2 separate regions of the Homo sapiens genome follow, and region 1 is linked to region 2. The links are chromatin loops, found by intact Hi-C in ENCODE. Cell type or tissue: PC-9. All regions are shown on one strand. Links, peaks and the distances in the headings refer to the core of each region. The heading gives the core; the rest is flanking DNA. Region 1 has its middle 14 kb from the start of FRMD6-AS1. Region 2 overlaps FRMD6-AS2 (FRMD6 antisense RNA 2).

Region 1 (9,853 bases), core at 697-8,696, 90 kb after region 2:
CTGAATTGTCTTAGAGAAGCCTAGAGGGCCAGCCTGATTGAGACACTGGTTAATGGCAGTTTCAGGTAAAAGGGGAATTCTTCTTTAAAAAACAAAACTAACTTGCACAATAACTAAAGGGAAGGCATGGAACTTGTTTGGACCTGAATTCCAACAAGCCAACTGTAAGATGACATTTTGGGGACATGGAAATTTTAAATGCTAAGAAATTATTATTAAATTTGTTAGGTGTGATTATGGTATCTGGTTATATAACAAAATGGCATTTTTAAGAGGCAAACTCATGCATTTCGTGTAAAATATCAAGATGTCTAGAATTTGCTTTAAAATATCTAAAAAAATAGATGTAGCAAATAAAGCAAATGTTAATAACTGTTCAATCTAATGGGATATGTGAGGATTTTTTTTAACAAGTCTTTTTATAGTTTCAAATTTTACATGATGAAAAGTTTTTTAAATACAGATTTCTTAGCCCCAAATCTACCAAATCAAACTCTCTGGAGATTAAGCCTAGGAGTTTGTTATTATTTACCTCCTCTTTTTTTTTTTTATTTTTTAAAATCATATTATCAGGGTTTTTTTGGCTGGGTGCGGTAGCTCATGCCTGTAGTCCCAGCACTTTGGGAGGCCCAGGTGGGCAAATCTCTTGAGCCCAGGAGTTCAAGACCAGCCTGGGCAGCATGGTGAAACCCTGTCTCTACAAAAAATGCAAAAATTAGTTGGGCATGGTGACTCATGCCTGTGGTCCCAGCTCTTGAAAGGCTGAGAAACGAGGATCACCTGAGCCCAGGAGGTGGAGACTGCAGTGAGCTAAGATCATGCCACTGCACTCCAGCTTGAGCAACAGAACAAGACCCTGTCAAAAAAAAAAAAAAAAAAAAAAAGAAATAATTATATGTCATAGTTTAAGGTAACCATAAAATTGTAATAAAAAGCAGTGTTTTGTTTTAGAAACAAGATATTTTCAAGAAAAGAATACAAATAATAACTCTAATCAATTTCTAACATGTATACCCAAATATAAGTTCCTTAGAGTGGAACTGTTTGTGATTAGCATAATAAAGTTACGTACAATACTTCACATACTAAATTACTATCAAATTTCAGCAGTGACAATTTGATGTATCTTTTAAATAATGCAGCGATTAACACAGAAATTCAGTACATGCAGAATCCATGCTATTAATCCATTTCTTCGGTACTTTCAAAAATCTGAATCATATTTTTAAAATGTGATGGCAGGTTTACAGAACATGCCTGTGCATCATGCATGTAGTTCAGACAGTCTGCAAAAAGCAGATCAACGACATGATTAGCCATGTCCTAAGATACAACGTCCACAAATATGGATTTGTGAACTATCTTTTTTCTACATTGAAATGACTATATAACTACATCTTCATACACTGAAGTGTATATAATTGTTTTTTTAAGTGCTTGTCTGTTATCACCTAAAATCATGTGGCATACAATAAGTAGTACTCTTATTACACGTTGGGAGATAGTAACCTAATTTAAGACCAGCAAGAATACATCAGATTCTTTGCTAATAGGGAAGGAAGGAAAAAATTATTCCTCAAGGGAAAGAACTTTGCCATATTTGTATGACTTGTACCTAGCACAGTGTCTAAAATAGGCATGCAATACATGTCTGCGTGAATTAATGAATGAATGCTTATCCTCTCTCCGAATTATCTCTATCCCCTATTCCCAAAACCAATTATTTGTTAAGATGAAGGCTTTGATGAAAGCTCTTAGTCCATGAAAATTAAATTGCTGAGTCTGACCCCTTTGTAGGAAATGTAAAATCATGAAATTCAAGTACTCTTGGGAAATCCAAACAAATTTTCATTTACCAATGTCTATAAAAAAGGAAAAAAAAAAGATAAATTTACTAAAATACATAAATGTTAGCTTTTGACATTTTTTAAAACACTGGAAAAGGAAATAGAAAATTCCCTCTCACAAATTTGGAGGCAGCCTAGTTAGTATAACTTCGAGAATGCAGTCAGAAAGGCCAGGCTTGAACTCTGGCCCTGCCACTAGTTAGTGATATGTACCCTGGTAAAGCCACATAACTGCTTCAAGCTTCAGTTTTTTCATCTATAAAATGAAAACGTTAGATTAAATTATCTATATATTTTTTCCAGGTCTAAAATAGAGTCAATTTTCTGGTTATTCTTCTACCAGAGGCTACTGACCGGTGCTTGGTTGTTAAGCTGCTGCTTTTTTTCTTTTTTTCAAATGAGACAGGGTCTCAGTATATTGCCCAGGCTGGTCCCGAACTCCTGGGCTCCAGTGGTCCTCCTGCCTCAGCCTCCCGAGTAAGGCTTCAACTTCTTTACCAGTATTAAGCAGGCAGAGACCTGGTACTGTGGTTCACACCTGTAATTCCAGCACTTTGGGAGGCTGAGGTACAGAGGTCAGTTGAGGCCAGGAGTTTGAGAACAGCCTGGGAAACACAGTGAGACTCCATCTTCAATTCAATTCAAATAAATAAATAAGCAAGCAAGCTGGGCATATTAGCGTGTGCCTGTGATCCCAGCCACTCTGGAGACTGAGGCAAGAGGATCGTTTGACCTAGGAGTTTAAGTCTGCAGTAAGCTATGATTGTGGCACTGCACTGCACTCCAGCAGGACCCTATCTTTTTAAAACAAAACAAAACAAAAAGGAGGCAGAGTCTAGCTGTGTGCTTTTCAGGGACCCAATGCCATTCTGAATTACAGGAGCCCAAGTACTGGCAAACACAATCTTCAGCATATCAGTAAAAGCCCTTGGTTATCCAATTTTTTAAAAAGTAGATTTAGAAAATAATTTTAAGTGCTCTCATTTAGTTTAACGTTTTAAGTAAATTTTACCATAAGGCAGATTATTTAGCTTTTGAGAACACATTCTCTGCAGTCAGACTGGGTTGAAATCTAGCTTTAGAACTCAGGACAAAGGACTTCTGTGTGTCTCCTATTACCTCATATTTTTAAAAGTGATAAATAAATAATGCCATCTGCTTCACAGATTTGTTGGGAGGTAGAATAAAAAAATACTTGCAAAGTACTCTCTTAAGTAGAATACCTGACATGTAGTAATCACTCAGTAAAGCAGCTATAATTTATCTTTTCCATCGAGGCTTTATGTAGAAAAACACTCCTATTTTCCTGCTAAAGAACACAATAAAACAATCCCGTAGTGTACACCTAGCTCTTTACTCCGTCCTATATATGCTCACATTTGCAGCATGAGTGAGTTATGCAGTGGACAGGTCTATACAAACCTACTCCCAAAGTCCGAGAAAGCGGAAGGCAAAGAAAGAGGCTGACAAATTCAGTTTCTTAGGGAGAAACATTTAATAGGGACTTAGGAGCAGAAGTTGCGTCTGTGTCTTGGGCCTCAGGTGGTGGTGAGACAAGATGGTGGATCCCCGCCCCATTACTCCCCGGAGCCAGGGTTTATATAGGGAAAGGGTATGCATGATTCAGATGGGATGTGAAGGACAATTGAGGTTTGATAACATCAAGGTTGTTTTGACCTAAGGGCAGGATTTAAACAAATTACAAAAGATAAACTGGAAATCTTAGAGTCCTTCCCAGAAAAGGTTTAGTCATTAGTCAACATGGCAGATTAGCATCCAATGGAGTTGCTTTAGCCTTTGTGAGGAAAGCTGGTGGAGATCACTGCCTGACTGTTGGTCCATATTCCTGCCGTAAAGTTCTATTCCTTTCTGCCAATAACTAAATTGCGCTGGCTGGGCAGCTGGAGGAAAGGAGCCCTGTGAAATGCTGACTTGTGTTGAAGATGGCTCAGGAAGTCCCTGGACTCCCTAGCCTCCTCCTGTTTTTGTGAGGCAAATGAGATAATGCTGGTGGATTAAAAACTATAAAATGCTGTCCAAGTGTTAGTTATCATATGAAAGGTTAAATTTGATGATAAAGTTTAGAGGGGAAAAGGCCAGAATGTGGGATGTGACCCCTTAAAGGTCTTCGTTGTTACAAGGTAAGGTGCTTGTTTCCCCGGGGCCACGGAGTTGTTGTTTATAGGTCCCCATTAAGCACTGTGAGAGGGGTGACGTGAGGGGAGAAGCAGGGAGCCCCTTTCCCAAGAGGGCTAAGAAAGAAAAGTAAGGGTGAGGCCACTGTAGAGAAAAAAGACCAGATTCATTCTGAAACATTTTCTCACATTAATAAACATTTTAAGTAAATAGTAATTGTAGGCTGGGCACAGTGGCTCATGCCTGTAATCCCAGCACTTTGGGAGGTTGAGGTGGGAGGATGGCTTAAGCCCAGGAGTTTGAGACCAGTCTGGGCAACACAGGGAGACCCTGTCTCTACAAATAATAATAATTAGCTGGGCATGGTGGTGTACACCTATAGTTCCAACTACGTGGGAGGCTGAAGTGGGAGGATTGCTTGAGCCTGGGAGGTCAAGGCTGCAGTGAGTTGTAATCCTGCCACTGCACTCCAGCCTGGGTGACGGAGCGTGACCCTGTCTCAAAAAAGAGAAAAAAACTGCATTTCACATTTAAAAAATAAATCTTCATTTTTCTTTAAAATAATTGGCAGAAAATTCTACCTAAGGAAAGGAAGAAACATTTTGAATAAAAACCATTACATCAAAATCCTTGAAAAATTGATTTTATTCTGTAATTGATTTATGTGCTCCCATATTTAGTATGTAAATAATGTCAAATATATGTCATTCTTTTATTTTAGGATCACATTGTTGATACACACAGGCACACACACACACACACACACACACACACACACACATATATTTGGAAGTAAGAAGCATGCTACCACTGGCTAGGAATAGTTGGGGGAGGGGGTAGGAAACTGACCTAGAGCAAATGGCATCTTATCAGCGCAGATACAATTAGCAACATTTTACTGTACCACACATACTTGCAATGCAGTGTATCTAAAAACAAACTTAAAGGAAATGGAGAACAGAAAAACATTTTCCCCAGTTAATTTCTATAAGTCACAAGAAGGATTTCATTATAAAGTAGGAATTACAAACAGTAGGGGCAAAAAAGTAAGGAATAAAGATTAAATTCACAAAACAAGTTGGTATCTTTACCTTTTCATGACTGTGATCCATAAATCCAACTAAATCAGTTTTTTCAAGTCCATTCCAATTTAACTCATCTTCTCTGGATCCCCCTAAAAGATTTTAATGGCTGGCTTGTCTCGAAACTCAGGGACATTTATTTGTGAGTTCTCCAAGATGCTGAGTAAGACGGCAATCTTTAAGAAATAAAGTCTGCCAAGCGTGGTGGCTCACGCCTGTAATACCAGCACTTTGGGAGGCCAAGGTGGAAGGATGGCTTCAGCCCAGGAGTTTGAGACCAGGACCAGCCTGGACAACACAGTGAACCCTTGTGTCTACAAAAATTTACAAAATTAGTTGAGTGTGGTTGCATAAGCCTGTAGTCGTCACTACTTGGAAGGCTGAGGTGGGGGGATCACGAGTCCAGGAGTTTGAGGTTGCAGAGAGCTATGATCACACCACTGTATTCCAGCCTGGATGACAGAGCAAGACCTTGTCTTAAAAAAAAAAGTTTGCCAAATTCCTTCCATGGGTAATAAGCTGAGTGAGAGCGGATAGCATAGTGCCAATCCCCAATGCCAGTGCAAACAGTAACTCTGTCCCTACTACTCCATTGAGACTGGGAGCCTCCAGATGTGGGTGGTTCCGCATTGTTCACATTCCTCCTGGAGACACTTACTGCCGGGCTACTGCTCCGGGAGCCACAGCTGACAGATGAGCCTCTTGTTCCATGCTAGATTTTACAACCTGGCTCCCGCAATGATAGGGACTGAAGGCAAAGGTGATTCCAGGGGACTGTCAGTCAGCTCCCCATTTGTGACCCAGATTGTCCAACTTTCTCCTTTATACTGAGTGTATGGCTCAAATGAAGCAATTAGAAACTTGAAGGACAAAAGCTGAGTTGCAGATGGAATGTAGAGGGGTGTAGCAACCTATCTGAGAACTTTGATCATTCTTTTTTAGTCTGATCAATTTAAGACACAGTAGAGCTTACACTGTTGGAATGGAAGAGGTGTCATCCAACACTGCCCTATTGACTCCTTCTTGCCAAATGACCTCACATAATTCCTTGTAATTATTTTTAAATGTTCTACCCACTAGAAATGGGCTAAGAATTTTGTTCCCAGTCCTTCCTGTTCCATATACATATCTAAGTTTGAATCAGTTTGAGCAGGGACATATCTTGGGTTCTTCTCCCGGTTTTCTGATACATAGTTTTTGCTGTCCGAAAATCAGCCACTCTCTGCTAAGAAAGTGGACACTTCAAGTGTCAGGATTTTTTTTTTTTATTAAAACTAGGTGTTCCCATTTTTTGCCACAGGACTTTTCTTTTCCTTTGTTTTTTAAAAAATTATTTACATACTTCTCTGCCGAGTTCACACACAAAAATAATTATTACATCCCAGCACTTTGGGAGACTGAGGCGGGCGGATCACGAGGTCAGGAGATCGAGACCATGCTGACCAACACGGTGAAACCCTGTCTCTACTAAAAATACAAAAAATTAGCCGGGCGTCGTGGCAGGCGCCTGTAGTCCCAGCTAATCGGGAGGCTGAGGCAGGAGAATGGCGTGAACCCGGTAGGCGGAGCTTGCAGCGAGCTGAGATTGCGCCACTGCACTCCAGCCTGGGTGACAGAGCAAGACTCCATCTCAAAAAAAAAAAATAATTATTATTATTAAACTCCACTATTAATAAGCTACTAACTTTGGGTAACTTGTCTGTTTTCTGGTTTCATTATTTGTAAAATAGGAATTATGATGGTACCTATTTCATGATGTGCTGTTATGACTAAATTAGATAATAAACCTAAACTTGGCATAGCATCTAAAACACACAGTAAACAGTAGATGATCAGCTGTCATTATTTTAAATGATTATTTCAAATGCGTTGCATTCCTGGAAACCACCCTTTTGAACTTGTCGTTCATAGAATAAAACAGTATCTATCCATGCAACCTCGTATTTATCTATGAGCCAAAGCCCTTAGTGGGTCAGTACAGTGGAGATGAAATATGTCCCTAAATATATGTAAAATATAGAGATATCTATTAGGCAGCATCAAAAGAGCAAGCTATGAATGGGAAGGAGTAGAAATTGGGATGCCTGTATATCCTGTTCAGTCTGTATTCCATTTTCTTTGAGCTGCCCTTCAGCATATTTATGGAAATGTTAATTAAGAATATGATTCATGTATACATTATTAGGTTGATGTAGAAGCTTCTGGGGACTAGATGCAATTATGTTATTCACTAAGACTGGTAGGTTCCAGTGCTTTCTTTAGTTGAATGACTTCTTATTGACCAAATTAATAATTACAGTTTTAGTTATTCCATTAACATCCCAGAAAATTAAAAACAGGCAGTCCTTCCCCAATCTGAATTAGATGCACTGACGTCAATGTCCTTATTGTGACAAAAAGATTACTAATCACATTTTACCACATTCCTCCCCCTCCACGTTTTTATTCCTTGGAAGGTAAGGATAGAGTTACAATACCTAAAGCATTTTGGGGCTTCAAATTAAACATTTCAGAAATATTTTAGATCTGGCCTCTTCATTTAAAACTTGTTTTAGTATAAGCATCAACAGGGCAACTACCTGTATGTCATGAATGGGTATCAAAATCATTTGGATCTTTTTGCTGATATTTTAATTGGAGATTCCTGGCCCTGTCACCAGTTCTTAAATGGTACTGATACATTGCCAAGTTTGGAAACCACTGTCTAAAAGCAATCAGCTAATAAGTCTAAGTGGAAATCAGGCAATATTTGAAAAAGGTGCTTAATGATCCCGTTTACAACTATTCTTCTTGGGTTTTGTCTTCATGAGAATTTGAGTATATTTGAATTCATAATTATATATTCTTTATTGTAAATGCTAGTGATATGATGAACAATAAAAGTATAAAAATAAGAAAATGGCTTTAATCCATATGAATCTGATTGGTTTGATTTATACAAACAATTCTTGATAGCCCTAATAATCATTTCAATGTTTACTTCTACATATTTGGCAGTAGCTATTTGTTTAAAACACACATAGTTTCATCTATTAAATATATTTCTACTAAACCACTTAAAAATAAAATTTAGCAAATTATTTAAGTAATGATAATTTTCCATGGTAAGAGCTAATATCCACTAACTTCTGGTTAAATTTTGGAGTTTATACTTTATTAACATAACTTTCCTTTTTTTTTTCTTTTTTGACAGAGTCTTGCTCTGTCACCCAGGCTGGAGTACAGTGGCACGATCTCAGCTCACTGCAACCTCCACCTCCCAGGTTCAAGCAATTCTCACGCCTCAGCCTCCCAAGTAGCTGGGATTATAGGCGATGCCACCACACCCTGCTAATTTTTTGTATTTATTTATTTATTTAGTAGAGAGGGGGTTTCCCTATGTTGGCCAGGCTGGTCTTGAACTCCTGTCCTCAAGTGATCCATTCGCCTTAGCCTCCCAAAGTGCTGGGATTACAGGTGTGAGCCACCATGCCCTGCCTATTCTCCTCCTTTAAGACTTAATTTTTGTTCAATAAATTGATTCTTCATTGCTATTAAGTGAAAAGCTTAGGTTTCCAACTTTTTTCTTTTGGGTCTTCACTATTGTTTAATTGGGATTAAGATAAATCTTATCCTACCTCTGTTGAGAAAGAGTCTCCTATTTACCTTTCCCCTCAAAATCTCTACATACTAAAAAAGAAGGTGATCTAGGACGAGATAAAATGTGTACTGAACGTCTTGGGGCTGTGGGAAGATCCAAATAAAGTTAGGGGAACGGTGGAGGCAGAAACTGAGTCCAAATATCTCACTCTTTAGGTCCCAAAGACATGATCCTTCACCTCCAGCAACTTTTCAATAGACACTTGGCAGGCTCAGCCAGCATCCCCCAGATACTAACTGCCCTGACTCACAGGGCACCTCAATGTTCCAGTCAAGTTCACCCTTTCGATCAGTGGCTTTCAAGTCGGGGCAGCAATTCTTTGTTGTGAGGTTCTGTCCCCTGTGTTGTAGGACGTTGAGCAGCATCCCTAGCCTCTGCTTGCTGGAAGCCTACAGTAGCACTGTCCCTCCTCCCCGCTTTCCCCATAAAGCTGTGACACCAAAAATACCTCCAGACATTGCCAAATGTTCTCGTAGGGGCAAAATCACCCCCTATCCAAGGACCACTAGAAGTGACAAAATATGGCTTTGAAGGTTCCCTTGTCTCACGATTATCTCCCACCTTACAGATGCCAAAATTTATTAATAAGGCCACGTACCTTTTGTTTCACAATCATAGACTTAAAGGCTTAAACTGTAGGTACTAGTTTGAGGTGATTTTGGTGGGATTTCAGTGAAAGTACAACTAGTCAGTCATTAATGGCAAAGGGTTGGTTTTCAGAACCTTTCTGAGTCTGCTCAGAAGGGAACATAGTGAGAGAGAGAGAGGGTTTTCAACATCTGAAGTGGGCTACTTTTTAGAAAAAGGAGGCCAGAGGCCGGGCATGGTGGCTCACGCTTGTAATCCCAGCACTTTGGGAGGCCAAGGTGGGGGCATCACCTGAGGTCAGGAGTTTGAGACCAGCCTGGCCAACATTGTGAAACCCTGTCTCTACTAATAATAGAAAAATTAGTCAGGTGTGGCAGAGCACACCTGTAATGCCAGCTACTTGGGAGACTGAGGCAGAATTGCTTGAACCCGGAGGTGGAGGTTGCAGTGAGCCGAGATCACGCCATTGCCCTCCATCCTGGGCGACAAGAGAGAAACTCCATCTCCTAAGTAAATAAATAAATAAATAATACAAAGGAGGCTAGAGACTAAGAACAAAC
Region 2 (9,853 bases), core at 826-8,825:
TGTGTACAAGTTTCTGTTTTAACACTTGTTTTTCATGAGTATATACCTAGAATTGCTGGGTAACATGGTAATTCTATGTTTACCTTATTAAAGAAATGCCAAACTGTTGTATACAGTGGTTGTACCACTTTACGTTTCCACCAGCAGCAATGTGGTTCCAATTTCTTCGTGTCCTCACCAACACTTATTATACTCCATGTTTAAAATTATAGCCATTCTGAGTGAGTGTGAAGTCGTATATGACTATAGTTTTAACCTGCATTTTCCTAATGACTAGTGACATTGAGCATCTTTCCATATACTTCTCAGCCATTTGTATATCTTCTTTGGAGAAAATTCTATCCAGGCCCTGTGCACATTTTTTAACTGCATTGTTTGACTTTTTGTTGTTGGGATATAGGAGTTCTTTATATAATTTGCAAATATTTTCTCCCATTCTATGAATTGTCTTTTCACTCTGTTGATAGTATCCTTTGATGAACAAAAGTTTTTACTTTTGACAAAGTCTAATTTATCTGTTTTTTATTGCTTGCAGAAAGGCACCCAAGTTGATTATGATTTTTATGACCATGATTATAGCAGTAAAACAACTAATCTTGCACTGACAGTATTACCAAGATCCTATCTGTTGAGGATAGTATATTTCTGATAGCTAGATTTGCTTTAGGTGTATATATGTAAGAGTATCAAAAATTATGCCCATTCATTTACCTGTGTCTTTTTCAATTAAAAGATACTTTTTATTAGCATAAGTATTTCCCTTTAATTTTGATTATAAATAAATTTCATGCCTTATTTAGAAGGGTTAAAGAAAAATAAAAAACAAAACTGCTAAGTAGAAATTGTTTAGCTATCATGACTTACCTGTTATAGTTTCATTGGTCTAAGCATTTACTTTTATATAATCTGTTTGCATTTCACATTTACTTTGCTCATCAAAAATTTATTGAGCATCTACCACATGCTTGATAATATGCCAAGCACCAAAGATAGGAAGATAAAAAGACCTGATCTCTGTACTCATGGTTTTCACCATCTTGCAGGACACAAGAACATAGATGCTGAAAAGATTATACTACACAGGAGATTTCTATAGGAGAATGAGACTAAAGTGCTGTGAGATCACAAAAGAAAGAATTGCGAACTGTATTCTTTTGGTGATGGGAACTCAAAAGAATTATTTTGGGCAAGGGAGTTCCATGAACTCATTTAATTTTTTTGAAATGTAATTCTGGCAGCAATGTAAGCGTGGACCGAACTAGAATAGACCAAAATCAGGCAGTGAAGTCAGTAAGAATGGGTACTTTGGAAATGAATTCGCACCATACTCTTGTTCAGCCCTTAGAATTGTTCTAAAATGTTTTAGATATTGCTGTGACGTAGGTTTCTTGAACTCTTATTGGGGAAAGTTTCAAACATATAAAAAATTCTTTCATGTACCATCAGCACAGCTTCAACAGTTATCAAAAACATGCCCAGTCTCATTTCACTGATTGTCCCCCATAGCCCCCTTCCCAGGTATTTTGAAGCAAATCTCAGACATTATATTATTTCATCTGTGAAGATTTTTATGTAACTCCAACAGATAAGAACGCTTAAAAAATATCTCAATAATATTATCCTACCTAAATAAAGTTAATAATACTTTATTAATGGAATGAGGTTTTTAAAACTTAAGGATTTATGTAAATATTCACATATAAAATTCTGTATTATTTCTTATGGAGAATTTTTTTCCTTAATACCTTTGGTAAGGGATGCAGGAGTGATTGAGTTTCTTAAAAACTAAAATCGTTCTTCTTCAAATACATACAAAATATACAGTTCTCAGAGCCACATCAGTTATTAGCTCTTTTATTACATGTGTATAATAGGGAAGTTTCTACTTTGTTATATACTCATAGTTTGAAAACAATATGTATAAGTTGAGCTGTTGAGGAATTTTCCTTTGAGATTTTTTTTTACTCAATAATAATTCCTCACGTTTGTGTCATGCCTTGAATTCTCCAAAGTGCTTTCATGTCTATTATCTAGTGAACTCTGAGAGTTCTGCTGTGCAAAGACGTCTATTATCTACTGTTTACAGTTTTTTTTTTAATCAATTTTACTTTGTTGCGGCTTTTGGGCTTGGAATGAAATAATAAACAATATATGCAAAATCCTCTACTTGCGAGCCAAGAGAGACTTTGTAGTCAAGCCTGCATAAGGATGAAAGGAAATTAGTGTAACATCTCATCAGTTATAATTTACTTAATCTTCTGTAGTATGGGAATATTTGGCATTTATACACACACACACTACACACACGTGTATAAGGATTTTAAATCCATAATTACAACTCAGTATTTTCCATGGGCTCAAAACCCACCTATAAATTTCCCGAACCATTTGGAAAGGGTTGTATTAATAGTAAGATTAAGAAACATGGCAACACATGAATTAGGAAGGGTTTGGGGCTGAAACATTCCAAGAGATCACTCATAATTGATGCCCCATCCTTTTTATCATTCTTTAATTTTTGTTAACGTGCCCAGACATGCACTAGACACAGTTATCTTCAAAACATTCTGTAGTAGAATAGCTTGGTGTCTGTTAACCGAAGACATGATACAAGCATCATATTTAATATCAACTTTTGCTGTTCACCCATAAAATACAGAACATTGAAGCACTCTTTTTAAACACAGCAAAAATCTGCCCCATGATTAGAAAGGAGTACAGAGGTTGACACTCCACTCTGTACTCCAGAGGTGTGCTCTGGAGTAGTACAAACGGGTTTACAAACTGCTAGAGTTAAGGAAGCTGCATGATCTGTCTTCCGATTTAGTTTCCTGCAGTGGTGGACTGGAGTCTATTTTACCTGATCCAAAGAGCTGATGTTAAATATGCAAGAATTTTGCAAACTAGTATTTAAACTGTCAGTTGCTTGAAATCAGCCAGGGTGGGAGTATTTACACCACAAAAATGAGTCAACTGTCAATCTGGCTTCCCTCTCATCCCCCAGAGCCATTTTACCAGCACACCACTGCCTCCCGGGTAAGTTTAAGGATAAAATGAGTTAGTTTATGTAAAGCGCTTTTCATAGAGCTCCCCATAGACAAAGCATTCAGTAAATGCTAGCTACCATTATTGTTATTATTATTTGCCATTGAAAATAAATGCAGCCAACTCTCAACTGTTTATCAAATTGATAAATCATCTATGTCCTATGTTTGTTTGCTTTTGTCCCTATTTGACAATTTTACTAGCAGCATACAAGGGAATATGTTCGGGCATAGGAAAAAAAAGCAGTGAAATCCTAATCAATCCATGGTAGTGCTTATTATTATAGCATTGTGATCTTGACAAAATATTTGCTGAGAGAGAAAGAATTAAAGTTGAAAAAAATGAAAATGGGATTATATCTAAATTTAAAATATTCACTCTATTTTTGTCTTCCTTAAAACAGCTCATCGAAATTCCATTATAAATAGAAAATGATAAAATAATAATTTTGAACAATTGTAGAAAAATATGACAAGTCTGTATTTCAGTGATAAATCATAGAATTCCTGACACACATTATCTTAGGCCAAAAAGGGAATTATTGGTTCTTGTAAATCTCAAAGGTAAAAATCAAAGGATAGGTCTGTGTTTGAACACACCTTGATGCAGGATCACATTAGGCCATGAGTGCTCGGTTTCTCTGGCTTCTATTAGATTATTGCTATTTCCAGTCTCCACGTGGCAGCCTCAGCAGCTCCAAACTCTGCCTTTAAAGTGGAATGCTCTTCCCAAAATCATGTCTCTCAGGAAAGAGAAACTCTTTTTTTTTTCTTTTTTTAAATAGTTCCTGTAAAATTCCTGAAGTTTATTTTGATTGATCTGGCTTTGGCCACACATCTGATGCCAGTTTGGGAGAATATCTAATGGGGTAAAGGTAATTTATTTAAAAAAAAAAACTGTAAGAGTATATCTAACAGGGTAAAGGTAATTTGTTCCCCCTCCCCATCAAAAAAAAAAAAAAAAAAAAAAACCTGTGGTGTTATTACACTAAGATAAAATGGATGTCATGCAACCAAAATACAATTGTCTACTCCAAATTATCTTCATTGTAATTGAATTCATGTTGATGGCAACTCATGTATACATGTAGAGCTAGCACACTGCTTTCTCTTGGAACACAGTTCTGATAATAACCTTCTCAGATCAAGTTTCAGCCCAGGGCACTTCTGAAGCCATTAAAGACCCTAGTCATAAAGAGGCAAAAATAGAGATAGTATCACTACAGGAACTAATTTGAGAAACCCGGGTAAAAGAGTGTTTTAAAAAGCAAATGCTAGCCAAAAAATAATTTATAACACCTCCTGCCAGGCAAAGTTCAAGTTTCAGCTAATAGGAGAATATTCCTGGTATGATCTCGGTGCCTTCCTTAACCAAGAATTAGAGCCCCATGGTACAATGACCTTAGAAATTTTGAAAGCAGTAGCACCAGGAAAAGTGAGAGGTCAAAACTCTGTGTGTTCTGTAATGGACACAAACCTGTTGGCATTTAAAAATTCCACAGTGTTTTGCTGTCAAATTTGTTTTAGAATTTCATTTCAGGAAAGTAAGTTCTAACTCTAATGTTATGGAGAAGTTTAAATATTTATACCAGAAAAAATAAAAAGCACAAAACCCTCTACCCTAGAGTCTCAACCATTGACAAGTTACATAATTCTAACGAGTGTAAAGTATCAAGCTCTGTACATCTTGCTCTCTGCTGGGAAGGTGATGCTTCTGTTTCTCTTGGCTGTAAGTTTGTTTGGCCTGAGCTGGATGTCAGCCTGATTCCTAACCCTCCTCATGGAGTCACAGGCTGTAATGCATGAGTCACAGAGGTTAAAATGCAGCCTTTTCTGGTTTATATTGTATGTGGATTCTGTAATAGTCTTGGAATAGTGTTCTGTGATTCATATCCTAGTCTGGTATGCCTTAGCCAAATGCATCTCCTGGTCTGGTGATGTATATTGAGAGCCCTACGACGCTTATTGAGTATGGAGTGATTTAAGGAAACCATTTTTCTATCCCCTGGGAACTTTCTTTCTTATAATATCCCACCCAAATGTGATTTGTTTAAAACATTGTGATGCTCACCTTTATCTTCACCATTAAATATGTCATACTAAATAATCTTGTGGCCATACCAAGGAAACACCAAATATAAGAAGAGCATTTATTTTACAAAAAAGAGGAGACACATCTGTAAGTATTTTGGAGGGTGAGCATATTTCCCGAAGATCTTGAGATTGGATGTTGGCACCCTGTGTGGCCCTGAAAAAAAAAAAAAAAACTATCTTGGGTCTTTTGTAATTGAACTAGAAACTGTACCAACCCAGAGTTTATAAACAGTATCATATAACATTCATTTTGAAATATACAGAAATGTTAATGAGGTGATGGATGTGAAATCAGCTTTTACTAAGAAATACAATGTGTGCCCGCATCAAGCAGTGGGAATAATTACCAATTTATTTTCTCCTATGAAAAAATGATACTCAGACATTAGTGGGATCTTGGAAAGGGATCTGCGTTATTTGTGGAAGTATCACTAAGGCTAAACAACTGTGGCACCAAAGGACAGGCAGCATAATTTTCTAAAATATAGAAAAATTTAAAAGAGGCATTGCCAGAAAATAAATGAGAATGTTCATTCTCGCTAAGTTCTATGAGTAATGTAAACATATCTGGCATTTGTCCCCACTTTCTTCCTGGGACCTTTAAAATGAAAGTTTAGTGATTTATTCTTAATCGCCCACAAGCTGTTAGGTACCCTGTGGCTTGTAGCCATCAGAATTAATTGCAGGTGGCTTTGCGGGTCTGCAGCATGCAGTAAACATGATCATGATGGATTCCTAACACAACCTGGCTGGCTTAGGGTAATTAGCTCTGGATCCCTTCTTCTTGTTCTGAAGTATGTTTAATTCTCCGTGGATTTCTGAAGCAATATTTTGTCTTTCTTGAAAGAAAATTGAAGAAAGTCTGTGAAATAGAAAAATAATTGGACTAAACTCTCAATTTTTTGGAAGGGGAAATGTGGGGGAAACGGGGAGATAAGTTAAAGGCTGAAGCACTTCTGTGAAACTGTTTCTCTAAAGCAGAAAAAGAAGAGTGAATTTAGTGATGGTATATTTACCCTGGAATTTAAGAGGAATAACTCTTTCTGGTGTTCAGAAGTCCATACTTACTGATGTACTGTAAAACCTTGCCCTTCTAAGTGTGGTCCTGGGACCAGCAACGTCAGCATCACCTGGGAGCTAATTAGAGATGGAAAATCTTGGCCACTCCAGACCTGAATCAGAATCTGCATTTTAACCTGGACCAAGGCGATTGGCATTCTTATCAACATTTGAGAACCATTGATGTAATCCATGGTTAGAATATTTGATTTACTTAGAGAGCTTATCATTCTGTCTAGAAGGCATTTATATTCCAGTTATGATTGCCAGAAAGTCCCAGAAAGAAGCAGGTGCAATGCTGTTCCCTGGGAGACCAGGCTGTGAGGGCAGCAGCCATGCCTCTCTGGTCTTTGGATTCCCAGCACCTAGCTCAGTGTATGAAATGTTAAGGTGGATGAATGGATAGGTGAATGGATGGATAGATGGATGGAGGGATGGATGGATGAATGAGTGGATGAAAAGCGTGGTAAACCCCTGAAAAAACGAAAGATGAAGTGAATATTTTTAAAAAATCAATTACAAGCAGATTTTTTGTGTTATTCCATAGTATAGGCTAGCTTAATATCACAATCACAGTAGATTACATGGCAGGCTAACAAAGTCTTATTTTGAAAATTGGACAGTTGTAGGCCTCCAACAGCCTGTGGAGCGAGGTTTGGTTTGTGGAAGGGTGTTATTCCAGCAGAGAAGAATACCTTCCCTTCCCCGAACTCATCTGCTGCTGCATTAGTGCCCTCTATTGCTATGTTCCTTTTTTCTAGCTAGGCCCTATTTCCACAGCTGGAGTATAAACTTTTTTTTTCTTTCTTTTTTTTTTTTTTTTTTTTGAGACAGAGTCTCGCTGTCGCCCGGGCTGGAGTGCAGTGGCGCACTCTCAGCTCACTGCAGGCTCCGCCCCCCAGGTTCACGCCATTCTCCTGCCTCAGCCTCCCGAGTAGCTGGGACTACAGGCGCCCGCCGCCTCGCCCGGCTAGTTTTTTGTATTTTTAGTAGAGACGGGGTTTCACCGTGTTAGCCAGGATGATCTCGATCTCCTGACCTCGTGATCCGCCCGCCTCGGCCTCCCAAAGTGCTGGGATTACAGGCGTGGGCCACCGCGCCCGGCCAGCTGGAGTATAAACCTTTTAAAGGCAGGACTCTGCCTGCAACATTGACTCCCCTGCCCCCAGCACATGTCCGCTAACCTAAACCAATGGCTTTTTAATTTTTGCATATTTTTAAATAGTGCCTGTCCTTTGGTGCCACAGTTGTATAGCCTTAATGATACTTCTGCAAATAATGGGGATCCCTTTCTTTCTAAGATCCCGGTAATGCTGCTCATGCCACATTGGCTAATGCTGAGAGCTTATGACAACATGAAGAAATTCACTCCAGGGAGTAACAATCTGTGTCCTCTTTTCTCATCCCTAAATCCACCATTTCTTTTGGAAATAGGAATGATGTCTTTTTATTTTTTTAATTTTTTGTTTAAACAATTACTGGTTCTGTTGTCCAGGCTGGAGTACTGGGGTGCAATCATGGCTCACTGCAGCCTTGGCCTCCCTGGGCTCAAGTGATTCTCCCACCTCAGCCTCCCAAATGTCTTTTTATCATTGGCTCATTTTATTGCATTCAATGAATTGTTGGAAATTAGAGCCAGCCAAAAATTGTATAAATATTGGGCTGTGTCTGCTTCTCTGACACTAGATGAAGATGGCATTTGTGCCTGTGTGTCTGTGGGGTCCTCAGGAAGCTCTTCTCCTTGAGAGGCCTTGCCAGTGCCAGCCTCATCAGAGGGCAGCTTGGGAGGAGACCCCCCCGCCATGCTTATAGCTTGAATGGATTCCTGAGATGATGTTTCATGGTGCAGAGGCAGAGGAAGGGCGGGATAGTGAGTGGAAGAAGCATTGGCCATGAAATCAGAAAACCTTGATTTGAACTGTAACTCTCCTACTCACTACTTGTGTGATCTTGGCAATTTTCATCATGTCTGTGAAATACATTGTACAGTGCGTGACAGGGAGTCAGCATTCACCATTTGCTAGTTTCCCTTGCCTCTCTGAGCCTGTTTCCTCATTATGATGCATAAAAATATCACATACTTTAGCACTTGTCACATAAAACGTGCATAATGAATGCTTTTGATTCCCTCCCCGTTTGCTGGTCCCGGGTACCACCCACACTGTTTGGCACTCCCTGTTTCTCTGTGTTGGATCTTCTTAAAGTGTTCTATTGGATGACCTTCACTTGTCCCTTGATGCCATGGTCAGAAATCATGGTCTATCTGCCAAGTGGACTTTCTTCCATCCAGTAGTTTCTGTCCATCCCTGACCACCCACTAGATCCTCCATTTACCCAGCACATGTTTCAAGATCCAGGATCTCCCACTACTAAGTAAAAAAACTTGTGCTATTTGCCACTGGAAACTGACTTGAAAACACCGGAATCCAGAAGGTTTATTCTTGGGGCACTTCCTCTTCAAATTCCAGTACTTTTGGCATTTTTGACACAAATACAAATTTTATAAATTATTTCTTTAAAAATAAAGTATATAGGTTCATCGTAGAAGAAAAATTGACTTAAATATAGATAGTAAAAAGGAAGAAAAAGTTCAGTTGTAATCCTATTATACACAGAGAACAATTATTTGTCACCTTGGTGGATAGCCTTTTAATTTTTATATATGACCCAGCACAGTGGCTCAGGCCTGTAATCTTAGCACTTCGGGAGACCAAGGTGGTCAGATTGCTTGAGCTCAGGAGTTCAAGACCAGCCTGAGCAACACAGTGAAACCCTGTCTTTACAAAAAATACGAAAAATTTATCCAGGCCTGATGGTTTGTGCTTGTAGTCCCAGCTACTTGGGGGGCTGAGGTGGAAGGATGGCTTGAGCCCAGGAGGTCAAGGCTGCAGTGAGCAGAGATCAGGCCACTGCACTCCAGCCTGGGTGACAAAATGAGACCTCTTTAGAAAAAAAAACTTTATATAAATGAATATATAATATATGTAATACATTTTATACAAATATACAAATAAATGCATATAATATAAAATGCATTAACATCTATTATATAAGTATATGTTAAAATATTTTTAGTATATAGGTATGTATTTGATCCATTGGCCTCTAACTATTCCATGTTTTCAGAAACACACACACAGTCTTAATGTTCTTAGAGTTTTATGGCTTATATTTTTTCCACCTGATTATCCCTTGTGCTACTGAATATAAATTATTGTTTAAACAAATCAATGCCTAGAACATTGCCTAGCCTATAGTAGTGTACAATGAATAAATATTTTGAGAATAAATGAGAAAACATATCCTAATGTAATTTTTGTGTAAATTTTGAGCTTTCAATGTTGGATTTTCTTTTAAATGGGGTAAATCTGTTGATAAATTGTTATGAAAAGTTCACATGGAAAAAAAGCCTCATTTAAAGGGAGATTAAGATAGATCTTTACTAACATCTGTTGGTGAACCTGTCTGTCATAACTTTTCATTTTAGAACCGCACAGTGATTTAGCGTTGAATCCTATTTGGACTAATTTAAGCCTGCAAATCTGAAAACTATCTTTCCTTTAAAATTTGAGGGCTTTAAGTGCAATGTTTTTAGGGATTGGACAAACAGTTACAAGAGGGACGAGTAGCCTTTGAATTCCCTGCCAGTAGGCACA

What was found. A loop is a pair of places that touch in the nucleus more often than their neighbours do. Peaks named below come from ENCODE experiments on the same cell type or tissue, not always from the same donor. Only the 100,000 strongest peaks of a DNase experiment are listed, where the experiment ranks them.
Region 1: a loop joins it to region 2, with 4 times the contacts of the local background. A loop is called at or near these places in 4 of 110 quality-filtered maps.

What each region holds. Positions count from the first base shown.
Region 1 is chr14:51,632,738-51,642,590 of GRCh38, forward strand. It overlaps a transcript of FRMD6 not described here. Among named protein-coding and RNA genes, the nearest start is that of FRMD6-AS1, 14 kb to the right of the region's middle. In PC-9, for the core only: no CTCF peak of the experiment used is centred there; no DNase peak of the experiment used is centred there.
Region 2 is chr14:51,542,592-51,552,444 of GRCh38, forward strand. The region is part of intron 2 of FRMD6-AS2 (FRMD6 antisense RNA 2); the gene reads right to left. It also overlaps a transcript of FRMD6 not described here. Among named protein-coding and RNA genes, the nearest start is that of FRMD6-AS2, 52 kb to the right of the region's middle. In PC-9, for the core only: no CTCF peak of the experiment used is centred there; a DNase peak (open chromatin) is centred at 4,850; H3K27ac peaks cover 2,932 bases.